2 separate regions of the Homo sapiens genome follow, and region 1 is linked to region 2. A link is an interaction called in ENCODE POLR2A ChIA-PET data of the cell type or tissue named here. Cell type or tissue: Panc1. All regions are shown on one strand. Each heading gives the region's core, and the rest is flanking DNA. Links, peaks and the distances in the headings are about the cores only. Region 1 has its middle 13 kb from the start of PDCL3. Region 2 holds the start of LOC105373506 (a long non-coding RNA gene).

Evidence for each region. ChIA-PET counts read pairs that join two places held together with the same protein. Peaks named below come from ENCODE experiments on the same cell type or tissue, not always from the same donor. Only the 100,000 strongest peaks of a DNase experiment are listed, where the experiment ranks them.
Region 1: POLR2A ChIA-PET joins it to region 2 with 13 read pairs; 2 of 35 experiments call an interaction of 5 or more read pairs at or near these places.

Annotation. Positions count from the first base shown.
Region 1 is chr2:100,545,543-100,553,955 of GRCh38, reverse strand. No RefSeq gene overlaps it. Among named protein-coding and RNA genes, the nearest start is that of PDCL3, 13 kb to the left of the region's middle. In Panc1, for the core only: no CTCF peak of the experiment used is centred there; no DNase peak of the experiment used is centred there.
Region 2 is chr2:100,490,586-100,498,998 of GRCh38, reverse strand. It overlaps LOC105373506 (a long non-coding RNA gene), which reads left to right and starts at 4,786. Exons shown (of 5, transcript XR_923098.2): 1 at 4,786-4,935; 2 at 5,492-5,611. In Panc1, for the core only: no CTCF peak of the experiment used is centred there; no DNase peak of the experiment used is centred there; H3K27me3 peaks cover 811 bases.

The sequences.
Region 1 (8,413 bases), core at 313-8,312, 55 kb before region 2:
TGTTTCAGTACTTCATTTCTTTTTATAGCCAAATGACATTCCGTTGTCTGGATAGACCATGTTTTGTTTATCCATTCGTCAGTTGATGGGCAGTTGGGTTATTTACACTTTTTGGCTATTATGAGTAATGCTGCTATGAACATTCACATAAAAGTTTTTGTGTGAGGCCAGGCATGGTGGCTCACACCTGTAATCCCAGCACTTTGGGAGGCTGAGGCAGGTGGATCACCTGAGGTCTGGAGTTCAAGACCAGCCTGGCCAACACAGTGAAAGCCCGTTTTACTAAAAATACAAAAATTAGCTGGGCGTGGTGGCCGGTGCCTGTAGTCCCAGCTAATCAGGAGGCTGAGGCAGGAGAATCACTTGAACCCGGGAGGTGGAGGTTGCAGTGAGCCGAGATCACGCCACTGCAGTCCAGCCTGGGCGACAGAGTGAGACTCTGTCTCAAAAAAAAAAAAAAAATTTTTATGTGAATACATGTTTTTAATTCTTTTGGGTATATGCCTAGAAGTGGAATTGTTGGGTCATATGGTAATTCTGTGTAACTTTGAAGAGTTTTGTTTCCCAAAGCCGATGCCCCATTTTACATTCCCACCAACATTGTATCAGGGTTTAAATTTCTCCACATCTGTGTTAGTACTTGTTACTGTCCATCTTTTTGAGTATAGCTGTCCTGGTGGGTGGAAAGTGGCATTTCATTATAGTTTTGATTTGCATTTCCTCACTGAATAATGATGTTGAGCATCTTTTCATGTGCTTAGTGGCCATATGAATATCTTTTTTTAGGATAATGTCTTTTGCAATCTTTTGCCCATTTTAAAATTGAGTTATTTGACTTTTCATATTGAATTATAAGAGTTTTGAGCCTAGGCAAGGTGCGGTGGCTCACGCCTGTAATCCCAGCACTTTGGGAGGCCGAGGCGGGCAGATCATGAGGTCAGGAGTTCGAGACCAGCCTGGCCAACATAGTGTAAACCCGTCTCTATTAAAAATACAAAAAATTAGCCAGGCATGGTGGCAAGTGCCTGTAATCCCAGCTACTTGGGAGGCTGAGACACATGCAAAAGAATAAAGTTGGATTCCTGCCTCATACAGTATACAAAAACTAACTTAAAATGGATCACAATCCTAAAAGTAAGAGCTAAAGCTATAAAACTCTCAGAAGAAAATATAGGTGTAAATATTCATGACCTTGGGTTAGGTAAGAGTTTCCTAGATATGATATTGAATGCGCAAGCAATAACAACAACAAAATTAGGTAAACTGTCTACGGCCATACCACCCTGAATGTGCCTAATCTCATCCAAAATTAGGTAAACTGGGGATCATCAAAATTAAAAGATTAGCTGGGCACAGTGGCTCACACCTGTAATTCCAGCACTTTGGGTGGCCAAGGTGAGTGGATCACTTGAGGTCAGGAGTTCAAGACCAGCCTGGCTGACATGGTGAAACCTAGTCTCTACTAAAAATAAAATTAGCTGGCTGTGGTGGTGGGTGCCTGTAATCCCAGCTACTCGGGAGGCTGAGGCAGGAGAACTACTTAAACCTGGGAGGTGGAGGCTGCAGTGAGCCAAAACTGCACCAGTGCACTCCAGCCTGAGTGACAGAGCAAGACTCCTTCTCAAAACACACACACAAAATTAAGATATCTTGTGCTTCAAAGGAGAGAAACTGAAAAGAAATCCCACAGAATGGTAGAAAAATTTTGCAAATCATATATCGATGAAGGACTAATATCCAGAATATATTTTAAAACTCTCTCTCTCTCTCTATATATATATATACACATATATATGTATACCCACGTGTGTGTGTGTGTGTATATATGTATACATACATATATATATATATATATATATATATATATATATATATATATATATATTTTTTTTTCTTTTTTTAGATGGAGTCTTGCTCTGTAGCCCAGGCTGGAGTGCAGTGGTGAGATCTTGGCTCACTGCAAGCTCCGCCTCCCAGGTTCAAGCCATTCTCCTGCCTCAGCCTCCTGAGTAGCTGGGACTACAGGCGCCTGCCACCATGCCCGGCTAATTTTTTGTATTTTTAGCAGAGATGGGGTTTCACCGTGTTAGCCAGGATGGTCTCGATCTCCTGACCTTGTGATCCACCCACCTCGGCCTCCCAAAGTGCTGGGATATGTATATATTTTTTGAGACAAGTGAAGTAACTCAGGAATGGAAAATCAAACATTGTATGTTCTCACTCATAAGTGGGAGCTAAGGTATGAGGACCCAAAGAATAATACAATGGACTTTGAGGATTCAGGGGCAGGAGGCAGGTGAGGGCTGAAAGACTATACATTGGGTACAGTGTAAACTGCTCGGGTGATGGGTGAACCAAAATCTCAGAAATCACCACTAAAGAATTTATTCATGTAACCAAACACCACCTGTTCCCCAAAAACCTATTGAAATTAAATAAATAAATAAATAAATAAATAAATAAATAAATAAATACATGCAAGCCTTTAACAACCCTACGAGGTTCTAGGGGGACAGCGTCACTTCTCTCTATTATCATGGCTTCCTTGGCCATTCCAACTGTGCATCCCAGTTGTCTTGCCCATCTTTTTCCGGGGGTTCCTCCCTTTCGTGGTACTCTCTTTTGCTCTGAATCACATACTTGAATTATCTCTGTGCCAGCAAGCTCCCAGACCACTCTTCCACTTCAGCTCAGTTATGACAATAATCTCTTCCTGGTTTTCCTTTTGCACCGTGGCTCCCTACTCTTAACAGACCCACTGCCCCCTAGGTAACAAGGATGTATGCCCTCCATCCTAATCTGAAATGAAGTCTATAGATATCATAATTACATGCAAAACAATTTTTAAAAAATCAACATACTGCCTCCAGGCGCGGTGGCTCACACCTGTAATCCCAGCACTTTGGGAGGCTAAGGCAGGTGGATCACGAGATCAGGAGTTCAAGACCAGCCTGACCAACATAGGTCAAGGTGGGTGGATCATGAGGTCAGGAGTTCAAGACCAGCCTGGCCAACATAGTGAAACCCCGTCTCTACTAAAAATACAAAAAATTAGCTAGGCATGGTGGTGGTCGTCTGTAATCCCAGCTACTTGGGAGGCTGAGGCAGGAGAATCACTTGAACCCGGGAGGCAGAGGTTGCAGTGAACGGAGATTGCATCACTGTACTCCAGCCTGGGCAACAGAGTGAGACTCTGTCAAAAAAAAAAAAAAATCAACATACTGCCTTAAGTATAAAGTAGAATGGTAAATTTTCAGTATGCAAATCCTGTAGCACAACTATACTAGAATACACAATCAAGTCATCAGGAGATTATATAAATTTCTAAGGGAAAATATTCATTTTTCTTTACTTCAAATACTTTGAAATAAGAGCTACATAAGCACATTTGTCTATACACAAGTAGAATCACTGTGACTACCACTGGTACTAATGCAGACTAACACTATGTTACTTTGGTAACTGAAATATGAGAGAATGACTTGATTTTCTAAAATAGTGAACAACTTGGTAAAATTCCAAAGTACAATTTACCCTCAATGTAAAAGAAAGTTGTTTTCCTAGAAAATTTGGTGTATACCTAGAAAAATTCAGTTAAAACTAGAAAAAATTTATATTTAAATGTAAGCAGGCTTTACAGCTAATAAAGGGCCTGTGTCTTGTAGGACATTTAGCATCCTGACCTTTCCTGGCCAATGAATGGCAGCAGTACCCGCCTGACCCCACCCATCACTGCAGCAACCAAAAAGGCCTCACTTACTTCCAGGGTGCCCCCAGCATGGCCATAGAAACACACGTAACCAATCTGACTAGCCTTGCTTTACATGTATGACCACACATCTCCAGCGGGCTCCCCAAACTACATTTCCCTGCTCTATTCACTCTCGCTCTGTCCTAAATAACTATTTTACACCTTCTCCTCTCTTCTCAAAATCCCAATGCCTCTCTCTCTCCCCATTCTCAGAAAAGAATCTTGAATATTAATACACAGAGAAAACCAAAGCACTCAGAAGATCACCTCCCCATGCTGCAATCACCAGCTCCTCAGATCCCCATGCATTTGAACCCATTGACCGGACTGTTTTCCAGCCCTGTGCTTGTCCTGTGTGTGCTTCTGAGAAAGGGCAGCACCCACTTTGCACACTTGCATTTTTTTTTTTTTTTTTTGAGACGGAGTCTCGCTCTGTCACCCAGGCTGGAGTGCAGTGGCGTGATCTGGGCTCACTGCAAGCTCCGCCTCCCGGACTCATGCCATTCTCTTGCCTCAGCCTCCTGAGTAGCTGGGACTATAGGCGCCCGCCACCACACCCAGCTAATTTTTTGTATTTTTTTTTTTTTTTAGTAGAGAGATGGGGTTTCACCGTGTGAGCCAGGATGGTCTCGATCTTTTTTTTTTTTTTTAGATGGAGTGTCGCTCTGTCGCCAGGCTGGAGTACAGTGGCACAATCTCGGCTCACTGCAACCTCTGCCTCCTGGGTTCAAGTGATTCTCGTGCCTCAGCCTCCCGAGTAGCTTGGATTACAAGCACGCACCACCACACTCAGCTTAATTTTTGTGTTTTTAGTAGAGATGGGGTTTCACCATGTTGGCCAGGATGATCTTGATCTCCTGACCTCATGATCTGCCCGCCTCGGCTTCCCAAAGTGCTGAGACTACAGGCATGAGCCACCGCGCCTGGCCTCCCCTGTCTCTTTTATCACAGCTAAACTTTGTTCTAGCAATTCCTCCTCCCATTCCTGTGCCCGCTGTAGGTTTTCCCCTCTCTAGGAGATCATTCTCATCAACATATGAACATACTAAAATATTTTCAATGATAAAGACAAAAAAACATTCCTTGACTTCACATTTCCTTCCAGCTACAGATAGATTCCTCCAGCCCCTTTCTAGCCCCTTTCCAACAAGATCCCAGTGAGCTCATTGTCTGCACCTCCTCCCTCCCATTCTATTCAACTTATTTGAGTTAGGCTTTTGTTCACCCAATGAATAGGCCTTTGTTGAGGTCACTCTTGACCTCCACAATGGGAAATGCAATAACCCACTCTCTATGCACATCTTCCTCTACTCTCAGTGGACTTGCCGAGGTTGTGTGAAACCCTTTCTTTGCTTGGCTACCCAGACATCATGTTCTCCTGATTTGCCCACCTCACTGGCTGCTCCTTTGCCCCCTTAGCTGGATCCTTCTTCTCTTCCTAAACTGAACAATGGCTCAGTTCTTGGCCCTCTCCTCTGCCTACCAAGCTTGTCCAACCTGCCTTATTTTGTTGTTGTTGTTTTGTTTTGCTCTAGGCTTTTAGCAGCCTGAAACCATGGCTGCTAACAACTGCTTTTTAGTTTCTGTCTCCAGTGATAAGCAGAAAAAAGGGATGAGGAAGGGGCTTTACTGGCCCACCCAGAAACATAAACTAAGAACCCATGACTGTATTCTCTCCCTTGGATACCGCTGATCCCTACACCCTCTTCTTGAGTGATCTCAATAGGTCCTATGGCTGTAAGTGCCATCAGTATGCTGAAGGCTTTGGAAATGGAGCTTCCACCCTTGGACTCTCCCTTGAACTCCAGACTCATAGACCCAACAGCCTACCTGGATGTCTGTCAGCTGTGTCAATTTAACATGTCAGACACAGAGCTCAGAGAACTTCAACCCCAATCTACTCCCTCCAGTATTCCCATTCTGATAGCACTGGGCTCAGCCCAAATGCTTCAGTTTCTCTCATACCCCACATATAATCCAGCATTAAATTGTCCCCCTTCTCCCTCTCCCACCTGAATCATGCCACCTTCATTCTCTCGTTCCCTATTCACCTCCATGTCCTAACCAAACATCAGCTGTAGGTTGACTTCAGGAGAGTTCCTGAAATAGAAAGAAATGTCCTGGAATCCTCAATATTGACCCCCCCGTGCATGCCCTCCCCAAACGCATGATGAAACAAGAATGCCAGAACACAGAGCACCCACTCAGCTGCCTTCTTGGTGTGTGGAAGGGAAAATGCCTCTCATGTTTTTTTTTTTTTTTTTTTTTTAGACAAGAGTCTTGCTCTTGTCTCCCAGGCTGGAGTGCAATGGCGCCATCTTGGCTCACTGCAACCTCCGCCTCCTGGGTTCAAGTGATTCTCCTGCCTCAGTCTCCTAAGTAGATGGGATTATTGGCATGTGCTGCCATACCCGGCTAATTTTTGTATTTTTAGTAGAGACGGAGTTTCACCATGTTGGCGAGGCTGGTCTCGAACTCCTGACCTCAAGTGATCTGCCCGCCTTGGGCTCTCAAAGTGTTGAGATTACAGGCATGAGCCATCGCACCCGGCCTCCTCCCATGATTTTGGATCCCTTACACATTAATATTCTATTACACTACAAAGATACACATAATATGATATGATGAAAAATAAGTAAATGAGAAACTCAAGACTGAGGGAACATAAAACATTAGGAAAAAATAAACCAGGAGTAGTGTCATTACTTAAATCACTGCTGCCATGTCTTTCCTAGTTGCAAAAGGGGCTGAAAACTCAGCCCTGAGCTTCCTAGAAAACAAGGAATGCTCTATCAGTTTCAAGATTTACAATATCTCCAAGGTAAAAACAAATGATTTAATAAGGTGAAATGCAGCTTTCCCTTGTTTGAGACCTAAGAAAAATGTCTATGTGGTTTAAATTTCTACTCTACACTTCTCAGCCAAGCCTAGGGACCATAAATCTGGAAAAGAAAAGGCCAATCTTAAGAGGCTGAGCTTGGAGGCCTGAGCTTTTGGAGGTTTGATATAAAATGATGATAGGACCCTTGATACTGCCACCCACATGTGAGTCCTAGGCAATGATGCTGAGCGCCTGGTGAAAGGCTAGGACTGAGTGACCCACGGTGGTTTGCCTGATTCAGGGGGCTCCAATGATTTGATCCGGCAGAAGGTGGGATAGCGGTGTTACCTAGTAAAGAGAAATTAAAAAGAAAGAAAAAGAGCAGGTAACAGGGAAGAAGCTGGTTGCTCCTGAGAGTCTGGTTTCTCCGGGGGATGTGAGCTCTTCAGGTAAGCCCGCTACCCACAGCCTGCTGTGAGAACTAGCTCTTAGCTTGAGGCCAGCATTTAAGTAAGATTGGTAGAAGTGGGAACCAGTAATATTTCAAGCAGCCTGGTAGAAAATGCATCTGAAGTTCACCAAAATATCACAGTTCTTTACGTTTTTAGGATGACAAATATTATAGAGATTATTACACCAATGATGTTTCTGACAAACATAATTTGGAAGAGTGGATGATTAGTGTGGTTTATTTGGTGAAATAACTCTTTGAAAATGAGGAAGTCACAAAAAGAAAAAATAATAGGAAGAACATTGCTGTAAAAAAAAAAATTGGCTGGGCGAGGTGGGTGGCCAAGCACCATGGCTCACGCCTGTGATCCCAGCACTTTGGGAGCGAATCACCTGAGGTCAGGAGTTTGAGACCAGCCTGGCTAACATGGTGAAACCCCATATCTACTGAAAATACAAAATTAGCCAGGCATGGTGGTGTACACCTGTAGTCCCAGCTACTCAGGAGGCTGAGGCTGGAGAATCACTTGAACCCAGGAGGCGGAGATTGCAGTGAGCTGAGATCACACCACTGCACTCCAGCCTGGGCAACAGAGTGAGACTCAGTCTCAGAAAAAAAAAAAAAAAAAAAAAAGGGGAAAACACTAGCATGGGGGTGAGCCTTAAATTGATAAAGCATCTGAGAAAAAAAAACTTCTAGGAGGGGTGTGGGGGCTCACGCCCATAATCCCAGCACTTTGGGAGGCTGAGGCAGGAGGATTGCTTGAACCCAGGAGTTCAAGACTGGCTCAGAAAACAAAGTGAGACCCCGTGTCTACAAAAAATAAAAAAAATTAGCCAGGGTACATGGGAGGCTGAGGTGGGAGGATTGCTTGAGCCTAGGAGGTCGAGGCTACAGTGAGCTGTAATCACACCACTGCACTCCAGCCTGGATGTCAGAGTGAAACCCTGTCTCAAAAAAAAAAAAAAAAAAAAAGGAAAAGAATAAAGAAAATAACTTTTATGTAAGGAAGGCAATTCCTTTTAATAATCAGGCCCAGAGAGACATTGAATTGAGAAAGCAATCACGCTGTACTCCCCGCTTTGAGCTATGTATTGATCAACTGCTTGCTATTGCCACATTAGACACGATAATCCACATTCTATGGCTTAACAATGTATAGCCAATCAATAGGCAATGTTATTTCTGTAAACAAATGAGAATTCCTGACAAACAGCTTTGTATCAGTCCACTCCCTGCCCCCAAGTTTTGCCTTTAAAAATCCCCTTGTAACTGCTACAAATTTGAGCGCATATTCAGGACAACTTTAATCTATGATCTGGGGTTGCAGTCCTCAAGCCTGGCCCAAATAAACTGCCTGCTTATGTTAATTTTGCCTAAGCTTTTTCCT
Region 2 (8,413 bases), core at 60-8,059:
TGGACTGGATAAAAAAAAGGTGGTATGTATGCCCCATGGAATACTATGCAGCTATAAAAAAGAATGAAATCATGTCCTTTGCAGCAACACGGATGCAGTTGGAGACCATTATCCTAAGCAATTTAATGCAGGAACAGAAACCAAATGTCACATGTTCTCACTTATAAGTGGGAACTAAACATTGGGTATACATGGATATAAAGATGGTAACAATAGAAACTGGGGACTACTAGAAGAGGGAAGGAGGGGGCAAGGGTTGAAAAAACTAACTATCGGGAACACTGCTCAATACTTAGGTGAGTGAATCATTTGTACCCTAAACCTCAGCATCGTGCAATGTACCCATGTAACAAACTTGCACATATATCCCTGAATTGAAAATAAAAGTAGGAAAAAGCAAACAAACAAATCTTCTCCCACTTACCAAGCAGCAATTTTCTGGCTCCTCCAGAGTGCCCACCCTAGCTACATTAAATTGAAAAATGTTGTTTTTTTGGACTACAGCCTCATCCCTAAATGGCCTTTGTCTGCTTAAACTTTAGCAGAAGAAAAATAACCCCTTTGTCCTGTATTTGAAGAAGGGGTTAGTGGTGATGTTTTTTGTTAGTATGTTTGTTTTTAATATATTTATTTGACTTGATTACCAGTTTTAGATCTCAGGTGACAGAAAGGAACCCACAGGACTTGATTCTTGGTGCAACCATTTGTGAGCCACAGAAGCATATCCTCAAACCATTTCTAACTGTGGCAGATGACTCTCAGCTCTGTTCTAAAGACTAAATTTTCAAGGATTGCTTCTTATTTCATTTCAAATAAGTCCCTACCCCACCTCCCCACATCATTAGGTATTTCTTGTAACAATCCCACATAAAGACCAAATATTCTCAGCCATGAATCAAGCACAGTAATCTTTCATTTAATCAAATTACCATCGCTAAAATTATTAATAATACTAATATTCTCCACCTGAGGAACTTGCACACATACTTAAGGCAAACTATTGTTAGGAGCTTTATGACTTGATTAATTTGTCTGTCTGAATTATTAAGCTAGTATATTACTTCAATACCTCGAATGTGGACTAGGCACTCATTTTCACATGTTCATCTATTCATCCATTCACTCAAACATTTATCAAGAGCCTTCTCTCAGGTGAACACTGTTCTAAGTCCTCAGAACTTAAAGATGAATTAGGTGCAGCCCCTGTCTTCAAGAGGCTTGCCCTGAGGTTGGGAAGACAGCCAGTGGGTACCAGAATGAAGCGGGGAAAGGCTCTATTGGTGAGATCAAGAAGTCCAAGGCCATAGTATCAGAGGTGTATCCACAGGTCATGGAGGCTAACCTGGATGGCACAGGCCATGAAGAGAGGTGGACCGTGAACAAATTGCCACATCACTCAAGAAAAGAGGGAGTACAGCCAGGATGGCCTTAGATGACAGAACTGAGGGGATGTAGGATGGATTAACCAGAAGAAATGAGCCCCCAAGAAGTGGACATTTAGGGGAGGATGAAGGACACTTGATCTGGAAATACTTAAGGCAGTGAGGAAGATCTCCCTTCAAGGTGTGGTAGAGACTGGGCAGCCTCTCCAACCCCATCTCCTTCCCAGGGAAGTTCTCAGGGAACAGAAAGGAAATGAGACGCAGTGTCCAGAGATGAGACTGCAGAGATGAAGAGAGACTTCCTCCTGATCTGAGGGTGGTGGAGGAGAGGGAGGCGGTGGGAGGGTGGATAGGGATTCCAGGGTGGGGAGGGGATAGTGCTAATCTCCTCTTCAGTGCAGGCCGTAGCAGCTGGCAGCATGTGCAGTGACCGTGTTCGTGGGCACTGCATGGGTCCATGGGATGGGTCTGTTCTGAGGAATCCCAGTGACTCAGGTGCTAGGCTGGGCTGTCAGCCTGAGCTCCCAGTAGTGCTTGGCTGGTTGGAGTGCTGAGTCTGCTGCAGGCAAGACCTGGGAAGGTCAGATGCTCTGCCTAAAGCCCTGAGGTGGCTCTGAAACCCTGGAGTGTTTCCTGCATAAGACCTGCATAAGACCTCAGCCTCTTCCTTCGTGTCAATCCAAGCCATTCTCCTGTTTGGCAGCAATTCAGAGGGCCTCATAGAAATTCAATTTGTAGTTATTAACTGAGTACCTACTATGTGTTGAGCATGTGTTAAGAACTCTGTGCACTGCACTGACCTAGAACGTTGGGATTCCTGCCCTCATGGTGTTTAAATGTGTGGAAATGAAGACAGACTCAGATCAGAAATTATACGAGTAGTACGGGGGCAAGAGTAAAGTCTAGGTTACCAGAGGAGAACGTTCAGGGAAATCGACCTCGTGTGGGTCCACAGAGCCCTTGCTGAGAATCTCCTCCTCACTAAGCTGGAGTAGAGAAGCGCAGCCCCAGCACCATGGCCCCTCCCCATGGTGGAAGACGGAAGAACAGTTCATGTAATTGTAAATGAGTCACTCACATACTCAGGATCAAGAATAATTTCTTTTTTTTTTTTTTTGGAGAGTCTTGCTCTGTCGCGCAGTCTGGAGTGCAGTGGCGTGATCTTGGCTCACTGCAAGCTCCGCCTCCCAGGTTCAAGCAATTCTCCTGTCTCAGCCTCCCAAGTAGCTGGGATTACAGGTGTGTGTGCCACTATGCCTGGCTAATTTTGTATTTTTAGTAGAGACAGGCTTCACCATGTTGGCCAGGTTGGTCTTGAACGCTTGATCTCAAGTGATCCACCTGCCTCGGCCTCCCAAAGTGCTGGGATTACAGGTGTGAGCCACCATGCCCAGCCCCAAAATAATTTCAAAACAGTTCTTTACTGAAAGTTCCAGTCATCCCTTCTCACCCTTTCGGAGAATAGTCACAAGAATGTTCAGGAATGGAATCTCTTGACTGCTTAGTTTGTCTTCCCTCACCCAGGATCTCTTCAGCAGACACAGCCCCTCACTTTGGCTTCCCAGGGCAGCTCCACATCTCCAACTCTTCTTACAGTCACTGGGCCATGAACCCATCTCCTTTAGACCCTCTCTCTTCTTCTAAATCTAAGGCAACAGGGTTGTAGTTGGACATGGCCACCCAGTTAGGACACTTCCTGAGTGTGACCCTATTGCTGATTTATCTCCATGGGAGGGAAGTAATGTTTGCCCTTTCAAGGCCTGGGCCTTAAGTCATTCTGCATGCATGTCACCAAGCTGGAGCACAGACTGGTGGAAACCCAGCCTTCATGATACAGGGTAGAGTGAGGCAATGATTTCCAGGGCCCTGCTCTCCTGAACGGCTTAAAGAATAGAGCTGCTCCACCAATCTGGGCCATCTACATACAGACTGCAAGCTAGAGAGAAAAACTTATTTGTTCTTTAACCCACCATATTATTGGATCTTTTGTTCTGGATAATACAAATCTCATTACCAAAATGTCTCTGTTTTCTAGCGGAGTGAGAGTGTAACAGAAACTACCACCCTATCTTGAAAAACAATTATTCTTCTTTGTTTTCCTTTTTTTTCCTCTTCATTTTATGAATAGCAAAGCTATTTATATGCTCTGCTTAAAGAACTCCAAAAACTGGCCTTGAAAAACTAAGCACAGAATTAAGGTTGCAGAATATCTCACCTTGGGAAGAATGCTGAGCAGTTAATGTGTATTCCTGTTGCAGTCAAGCTGGTGCCAGCCAGACCAGCAGACGGTTCATTGCTCAAGATGGTCATCAAGACTAGATATACTGACCCACATATAGTCAACCCATGCACAAAGCTTCTCCATATCCTCCCTCCTATAAAAACCCTCTGGCCAGCTTGGGAAACTTGAGATGGTCTTTGTGACACTAGCCCACCATCTCTTCAGGTTGTCAGCTCCTGAACAAACCTGCTTTTCCTCTCACCAACTCTTGTCTCTTGAGTTTGCCTTTTGAGTGGCGAGCGGCCAAACCTGGGTTCAGTTATAAGAGGGGATCTTATCCCCTGATAAAAAGGTACACTTTACAATCCTGTCCATCATGTAAGTGCCAATCGAGGGTAAAATTACTCTCCTGTAGCTCTCCTTCCCACAAACACTTCTCACTCTTCTTCACCTGCTTAAGGTCCTGCTTACAAATGGGAGTGCTTCCCTCAGCCACCTCCCCTTCTGAGTCTGCAGCCGCGTGGTCTACCAGCTGGCGGCCCAGTGACCCAGCATCTGTGTTGCTGCCATGTGCTGAAAGCTTCCTCCCCTGAGCTTTGCTTTATTAGAACAATTTCCTAAATTCCATTTCACCAACATCCAGAAGACAGAGATGAACTATCTAAATAAAATAACTCCTACCATCTTTTCCTTCAGTTCCTATTGATTGTGACTTAATCTCTTGAGGCAAGTTGATGGGCTTAATAGTAAACTGAAATACCAAGAGTTAGCAAAGGAATCAGAGAATTGAGTACAAATAAAATTGTTCACAAGTGGAATTTTTCCAACTCTCCAAAGGGGTTGGTTCAGGGCATGCATGCTTGTTTTCTTTCTTATCTTACACAAGGTAAATACCTTTAGAAAGACTCAGGAAGCCAGACTTTCTGAAGAATGTTGGGTAGGGAAATAATCTGAAACCCTCAGCAAAAGTGGAGGAGGGTCCCTTCTTAACCTCCCCCAAATATGCTGCCCACTGGGACTTCTTTTCAGCCCCACATTAGATGCCACCCTGGCTTTACCTGGCTGTGGCAAACCCTTGCCTTGTTGTGCTCTTACACAAGGTACATCACCTCCACCTAACAATTCAATGACTCTGATGATAGGGATTGTGGCTTTGTGATTTCACATCCAACTGGGCCCTGTACCTTCATCCCATCTGATTGCGGGACTCAGCCCAGGGATAATTCTGTGCCCCTGTGAGACAGCTTAGATGGTGACAAGCTACAGATATTGAAGCCAGTGGGACCTGGGTTTGAAGTCTGACTCTGCCATTTAGTGAAAGACCTTGAGCAAGTATGTAATTTCTGTAAGTCTAAGATTTCTTATCCCCTAGGGATAATACTCCCACTACAGCAGAGACTAGCTAGCTCTCTGCCAGCTTGGCCTCTCCTTCCAGGTCACACAGGTAGATTGCATTTCCAGCTTCATTTGCAGTCAGACACAGTTATAGACTGTGTTCTAGTAAAAGAAATAGCCTGGGCCGGATGTGGTGGCTCACGCCTGTAATCCCAGCACTTTGGGAGGCCGAGGTGGGTAGATCACGATGTCAGGAGATCGAGACCATCCTGGCTAACACGGTGAAACCCTGTCTCTACTAAAAATACAGAAAAATTAGCCAGGCGTGGTGGCGGGCGTCTGTAGTCCCAGCTACTGGGGAGGCTGAGGCAGGAGAATGGTGTGAATCCAGGAGGCAGAGCTTGCAGTGAGCCGAATCGTGTCACTGCACTCCAGCCTGGGCAACGGAGAGAAACTCCGTCTCAAAAAAAAAAAAAAAAAATAGCCTGGTCCATAGAAATTCTCTTTCCTGACATACTGCCTTCTCTCCCTATCCTCTCACTACACTGTTGAGAACTCACTGGCCCTGGAGCCAATCTTGAGCAGAGCCTATAAGGCAGAAGGATCCAGACTCTGAATAACCAGACATGCCTGCAGGAGACCATGTGAGTGATGGAAATAAAACTCTGCTGGGGTAAGTCACTCAGATCTCATGGTTTATGTGGCAGTAACTAGCATTACTCTAATACTACTTAGCAGGACTGTGGGAGTACCCACTACCATGCCTGAAAGAGTACATACTCAGGAAACATAACTATTCCAGGCTTCCAGAAATGGAAACTCAAGGCAAAATATCTGTGATGCGGCATTAGTGTGTGTGGATATGTTTGTAATTGCACATACAGCACACTTACTGAGAACTTATATTCATTCTTTTTTTTTTTTTTGAGTTGGGGTCTCACTGTCACCGAGGCTGGAGTGCAGTGGCATGATCTCAGCTCACTGCAACCTCTGCCTCTGAGGCTCAAGCAATCCTCCCACCTCAGCCTCCCAAGTAGAACAGACTACAGGCACATGGCGCCACGCCTGGCTAGTTTCTTCTTCTTCTTTTTTTTTAAATTGAAACAGAGTCTCACTCTGTTGCCCAGGCTGGAATGCAGTGGCATGATCTTGGCTCACTGCAACCTCCATCTCCTGGGTTCAAGCGATTCTCCTGCCTCAGCCTCCTGGGTAGATGGGATTGCGGCATGCACCACAAAGCCCAGGTAATTTTTGTATTTTTAGTAGAGACAAGGTTTTGCCATGTTGACTTGGCTGGTCTCAAACTCCTGACCTCAAGTGATCCACCTGCCTTGGCCACCCAAAGTGCTGGGATTACAGGCGTGAGCCACCATGACCTGGCCCCTGGCTAGTTTTTTATATTTTTGGTAGAGACAAGGTTTTGCCATATTGCACAGGCAACATGTTTAATCATAATATCAGGCTTATGTTGTAGATGCTATCATTTGCCCCATCTTACAGATGAGTAAACTGAGGCTCAGAAAAGTTAAGTAAGTTTTCCAAGATCACACAGGTAGTTGTCAATGACAGAGCTGAGCCCCTAACCCAGCTCTTAGACCTCTAGTGTACTCAAAGGCTAATCACTAATTTGATGCAGAAGAGGGAGAGATTTCAGAGCCCAGTCACAGCAACCTGCTTACTACAGGTAGAAGATTGTCCCTGAGTAGAACATTTGCTCATGCTGTAATAATAATAATGAAAATCAACAATGAGCACTGAGTACTTAGGAGGTGCCAAGCACTGTCTAAATAAATTATTAACAAGAATTAGCTCATTTGGCCAGGCACGGTGGCTCCTGCTTGTAATCCCAGCACTTTGGGAGGCCAAGGCGGGCAGAGCACTTGAGGTCAGGAGTTCGAGACCAGCCTGGCCATCATGGCGAAAACCCATCTCTACTAAAAATACAAAAATTAGCCAGGAGTGGTGGCATGCACCTGTAATCCTAGCTATTTGGGAGGCTGAGGCACAAGAATTGCTTGAACCTGGGAGGCAGAGTTTGCAGTGAGCTGAAATTGTGCCATTGCACTCCAACCTGGGTGACAGAGGGAGATTCCATCTCAAACAAACAAACAAACGAACAACAACAACAAAAATCAACCCTGCAAGGTGGTTTCTCTTATTATGCTCATATTAATGGTGAGGAAACTGAGGCACAGAATGATGATAGTAAGAGGCAAAGGTGGAATTTGAACCCAGTCAGTCTGTTTCTTGGTTGTGTGTGTGTATGTGTGTTTGGGTTAGGGTGAAGGAGGTTTGTAGTGGAAGAAGGCATGAAGACCCCTCTGCTATGCCCTCTGCCCTCTGGTCAGACCAGTATACTTGTCCCTGGAGCATACCCTGTATAGTGCCACTTCCCTATCTTTGTGTTATCCTCTTTGTTAGGGACACTCTCTCTTCCATCACCATAGATGGGCATCCTATGGATCCTCAAAGGACCACTTCAAGAACCACCTCTCTCCTTGATTCTCCTGGACACAATCTCTTCCTGTGTTTTCTTTTTTTTTTTTTGAGACAGAGTCTCGCTCTGTCACCAGGCTGGAGTGCAGTGGTGCGATCTCAGCTCACTGCAACCTCCACCTCCCAGGTTCAAGCGATTCCCCTGCCTCAGCCTCCTGAGTAGCTGGGACTACAGGCGCATGCCTGGATAATTTTTTTTTTTTTGTATTTTAGTAGAGACAGGGTTTCACCACGTTGGCCAGGATGGTCTCGATCTCCTGACCTTGTGATCCTCCCGCCTCAGCCTCCCAAAGTGCTGGGATTACAGTCATGAGCCACCGTGCCTGGCCTCTTCCTGTGTTTTCTTATAAATTATTTTCTTCATATATAAATTCTTACTTTTTACACAATTGACATCCAAGGTACCTGCCACCACTTTAAGAAAAAAAATTTCCAGTATAGTTGAAGCCCCTCTGTAGCCTTTCTGGTTTGTATCAGTCTTCCCAGGAGTCACTGATCTCCTAAATTTGATGTTTATCCTCACCAAGGTGCTGAACTTATATAAATGTTATCTTGCTGTAAAAAGCATCCTGCTTGTTTCACTCAACATCATGATTTTAAGGCTCGTCTAACTTCATGCAAATGGTTCATTCATTGTCACTACTCTATACATTTGATTTCTATGAATAACACAGCATTTATTCATCTCTTGTCTTGTTAAAGGACATCTGAGTTCTTAATAACCCTTTTGCTTAACAAACCATGTGAACACTCTTGTCCTTGTGCCTTCAAGGACTTTGCAAGACTTTCTCTGGTACCTAGATATTACAAAGAGTAATGTGGCAGTGGAGACTTATGGGACCAAGATCTGATTGACATATAGGCCCAGAAAGGAAAGCCGAGTCTTTGGGGCTGGTACATCTCTTCTAGGGATGTCTGAAGATTTCAGGAAAAGTAGTTGTGATATTGAAAATTGGGCAGCAATTTATGTCACTCCCAT